2 separate regions of the Homo sapiens genome follow, and region 2 is linked to region 1. Evidence: chromatin loops called from intact Hi-C (ENCODE). Cell type or tissue: Caco-2. All regions are shown on one strand.

The links. Peaks named below come from ENCODE experiments on the same cell type or tissue, not always from the same donor. Only the 100,000 strongest peaks of a DNase experiment are listed, where the experiment ranks them.
Region 2: a loop joins it to region 1, with 8 times the contacts of the local background. A loop is called at or near these places in 2 of 110 quality-filtered maps.

Annotation. Positions count from the first base shown.
Region 1 is chr2:193,427,152-193,429,651 of GRCh38, forward strand. No RefSeq gene overlaps it. Among named protein-coding and RNA genes, the nearest start is that of PCGEM1, 680 kb to the left of the region's middle. In Caco-2, no CTCF peak of the experiment used is centred here; a DNase peak (open chromatin) is centred at 1,490.
Region 2 is chr2:193,542,940-193,545,439 of GRCh38, forward strand. No RefSeq gene overlaps it. Among named protein-coding and RNA genes, the nearest start is that of PCGEM1, 790 kb to the left of the region's middle. In Caco-2, no CTCF peak of the experiment used is centred here; no DNase peak of the experiment used is centred here.

The sequences.
Region 1 (2,500 bases):
TCAAGGAATACTACACATAAACATGTGTTTCGTTGGTCCATTCATGACTCCATACCCACAATTTAGAAACCTAACTGCTTTGGGTAGAAGGGTGTTCTTGTACTACTGTGAGAATTAAACCAAGACCAGGTCTTTAGATCAAAGCAAGTTTCCCTAGCTCCTCAACCTAACAGCAGTCTAGACCTGCCTTCTCAGTAACAGAAACACCACATTTTCATCCCAGTGAAAATAGGATGAATTTACAGTTTTTATTATATCCAGTTAATGATTCTCTGATTGTTGTATGCCAGACTGAGATTCTCATTAACTTACATCTGGTTCAGGATGCTCTGGTATTTTAAACACATCCAAAACAATACAGAGACAGCATTTTACAGCCTAAAAGATTAGCATGTTCCTTGCTGTGGGAAGTTTTACTTCACCTGAATTCCAGAGAGTATAAAAGGATTCACCTGAAGAATCAGGCCTATCAGATACTAAATTATGTCATCAGAGAGTCAAGATCATGATCAGGCCAGTTGAAAATCCAGGATTACCTCTTCTTGGGTTTGTGGCCAATCAGAGTGGCCCAAGTATTCAATGGCCTGATTGGTGCAAAGAATGATGGACTAAAATATGTTTATGAGAGAGTCTTTGTGACTAAATGAATAAAAAAAACTCAGGAATGCAGAAAGACTGACACCATAATATTAGCTATATCTTTACAAATTGATGGTGTTACATAAATAATTTATCCTCTCAAAAACGCTGATTTTATCATAAAAAGTGTTCATTTATCACATCATAGTACTTAATGTTTGGACAAAATCATATGAATACATACTATTAGTCATAGACAATTTATTAGTAAAGATTTAATTATTGTATTTCTTTTAAGTGCTAAAATATCACCCAATAGATTTTATTCACCTCTTCACTTTCCTTTTATTCAAATATATCTATTAATAAAGATGCTTCTATGTATTCTAAGTATTTATTTTCTTGGCATAACCAAACCTTTTTCAACCTGAAAATATATTTAATATGTAATTGAAATGAAGAAAACAGAAACTCATAAGATAATGTGCATCTATCTTGTTAGAAAAAGCTGACAGTTTTTGGAATAAAATGGTGTTTTAGTGAAAGTGAACATTTATATTGGTGTCAACTGCAGAAGTATTTCAAATAAAATTAATAAAGAAACAAGTATTTGGTGTCGGTTCATTTTAACCCTGTTTGATCTTAACAGGAAATGATAGCTATTAAAATGACGTTAGGTCACAGAATACACTGAAAGTAGAGATCAATGGAGAGCAAACAATGCTACATTTTTAGATCAAGGTTCTAACACTAGGGAATGTCCCAAGATGCATTTCATTTTCAAATAAATTCCTTCTACTTGGAGCCAAAGGTCAGCAAGCTAGCATTAGTTAAAGAGATTTCAGCTGCATCAAAGTTAAATAACAACCAAAAGTCACCCACAGCAGAGCCTCTCTAATCCATAGATGTGTCCCCAAGGGCGGCAGGCCAAAGTAGAAAACAGAGATTTGTTCAAGGTGCCAACAATAATTGCTGTGATCAGCAGGTATCTTGGGCTGAGAGCTCAGGATAAGAAGCTTTTTTTTGTTTGCCTCACAGAAGAAAAAAATCTATTTAAGCACACTTACTTGTTGAACTAAATACATGTAGTTGGAACTGATTAATCTCTATAACACAACACAGCCAATTATAATAATGTTTAGAAATATGACATTTTATAGTAAACATAGGAAACTTTATATTCCTTTAAAATATCTGATCAACCTAATGCATAGAATACCTTTTAGGTTTTTTTTTAAGTGAAGTCTTTCTGTGAAAAGCTTTTTCATCCTGTTGAAAATATCAATATTACAAGCCAGAGTTGTTTCTTTCAGATAAATAAATATTGATTTTCCTCCTCTATTTTTTACCAATGACAGGCAACTGCCTTCATTGCTCTGAATATTTTATTGTTTTAGAATTGACAAATTCCATTAGCATTGAATTTTTATTGTTTCATTGTTCCCACTTTTAAAAAAGGCATTTGTGTTATTTTATGTGTGTGTGGTAGATAAGACAGAAAAGTGAGACTGAAATTAATGTAGCACTCACTCCCTATACCATAGTTTCCTTGTCGAATATGATTTATCTAAGTTTGACCTATCACTGACTTTGCAAGAATTTATTAAAAACTGAGCTGTTTCCAATTTCATTCTTTTTAGCAAATTAGACAACAAAGTTATGTACATTAATGCAACAATTAATTGTAACCAAGAGCTGCTCAAAATATCTCATGTGAATGAATTTAAACATATGTCACTTAATTCCTAGCAATTGTTCTGTGGTGCTCTGTGTAGGCAAGTGTTGTGACTGTACTTAATGTTAACCACCATTGGACAAATTAGCAAACACAGCCTGATATGTGCATGCACATTGACTTGATATACTGGGCTTTATTTTCTCATTATCTTTGCATTCAAATCTGACTTATTATACCAGAATA
Region 2 (2,500 bases), 120 kb after region 1:
TGCATTAAACAACCGAAACTAAGGATCCTCACAGAGTTCGTTCATTTCACACCCCTTCCCACCTCCTCTGGAGCAGGTGCTGTATACAAAGCTGAGAGACCTGCAGATGGTTCACATCACATCACAAGACTCTGTGCAGACACCCAGTAGTACCAGCCCAGCACCTGGTAGACCTGCTGGGTGGCTAGATCCAGAAGAGATAACAATCACCACAGCTCAGCTCTCAGGAAACCACAACCCTAGGAAAAATAGGAGAGTACTATGTATAGGGAATACCCCCTGGGACAAAAGAATCTGAACAGCAGCCTTGAACCCTAGATCTTCCCTCTGACATAGCCTATCCAAATGAGAAGGAACCAGAAAAACAGTTCTGGTAATATGAAAAAACAAGGTTCTTTAACATCCCCTCAAAAAATCACACTAGCTCACCAGCAATGGATCAAAACCAAGAAGAAATTCCTGATTTACGTGAAAAAGAATTCAAAAGGTCAGTTATTAAGCTAATCAAGGAAGCATCAGAGAAAGTTAAAGTCCAATTTAAGGAAATAAACAAAAAGTGATACTAGAATAAAAAGTCTTCATTGAAAGACATAGCATAAATAAAAAAAAATCAAAACTTTAGGAAATAATAGACACACGTAGAGAAATGCAAAATGCTCTGGAAAGTCTCAGCAATAGAATCAAATAAGCAGAAGAAAGAACTTCAGAGCTCAAAGACAAGGTTTTCGAATTAATCCAACAAAGACAAAGAAAAAAGAATTAGAAAAAATGAACAAAGCTTACAAGAAGTCTGGGATTATGTTAAACAACTAAATCTAAAAATAACTGGTGTTCCTGAGGAATAAGAGAAATCTGAAAGTTTGGAAAACATATTTGAGGAATAATCAAGGAAAACTTCCCTGGCTTTGCTAAAGACATAGCCATCCAATTACAAGAAGATCAAAGAACACCTGGGAAATTCATCACAAAAAGATCATTGCCTACGCACATTGTCATCAGGTTATCTAAAGTTAAGATGAAAGAAAGAATCTTAAGAGCTTTAAGGCAAAAGCACCAGATAAGCTATAAAGAAAAGAACTTCAGAGCTATCATATTAACAGCAGATTTCTCAGCAGAAAACCCTACAGGCTGAAGGGATTGGGGCCCTATATTCAGCCTCCTTAAACAAAACAATTATCATCCAAGAATTTTGTATCCAGTGAAACTAAGCTTCATAAATGAAGAAAAGATAGAGTCTTTTTCAGACAAACAAATGCTGAGAGAATTTGCCACTACTAACCCAGCTCTACAAGAAATGCTAAAAGGAGTTCTAAATCTTGAAACAAATCCTGGAAACACATCAAAACAGAATCTCTTTAGAGCATATATCTCACAGGACCTATAAAATAAAAATACAATTAAAAAACAATATATACCGGCAACAAATAACATGATGAATGGAATAGTACCTCATATTTCAATACTAACGTTGAATGTAAATGGCCTAAATGCTCCACTTAGAAGATACAGAATTGCAGAATGGATGAGAATTCATCAACCAACTATCCTGCCTTCAATAGACCCACTTAACATAAGGACTCATATAAACTTAAGGTAAAGGGGTGGAAAAAGACATTCCATGCAAATCAACACCAAAAGCGAACAGGGGTAGCTATTCTTATATCAGACAAAACAAACTTGAAGGCAACAACAGTTAAAAACGACAAAGATGGACATTATATAATGATAAAAGGTCTTGTCCAACAGGAAAATATCACAATTCAAAATATATATGAACCTAACACTGGAGCTCCCAAATGTATAAAACAATTACTGTTAGACCTAAGAAATGAGATAGACAGCTACACAATAATAGTGTGAGACTTCAAAACTCCACTGACAGTCTAGACAGGTCATCAAGACAGAAAGTCAAGAAAGGAACAACAGATTTAAACTACACTCTGGAACAAATGGACTTAACAGATATTTACAGAGCATTCTGCCCAACAACCACAGAATATACATTCTGTTCCACAGTGCATAGAACTTTCTCCAAGTTAGACCATATGATAGGCCATAAAAGAAGTCTCAATAATTTAAGAAAATTGAAATTATACCAAGTACTGTCTTAGATCAAGGTGGAATAAAACTGGAAATAACTCCAAAAGGAACCTTCAAAACTATGCAAATACATAGAAATTAAATAACCTGCTCCTGAATAATCACTGGGTCAACAATGAAATTAAGATGGAAATTTAAAAATTCTTGTAACTGAATGACAATAGTAACACAACCTATTAACACCTGTGAGATACAGCAAAGGTGTTGCTAAGAGAAAAGTTCATAGCCCTAAATGCCTACATCAAAAAGTCTGAAAGAGCACAAATAGACAATCTACGGCCACACCTCAAGGAACTAGAGAAACAAGAACAAACCAAACCCAATCCCAGCAGAAGAAAGGAAATAACCAAGATCAGAGCAGAACTAAATGAAATTGAAACAACAACAACAACAAAACAAT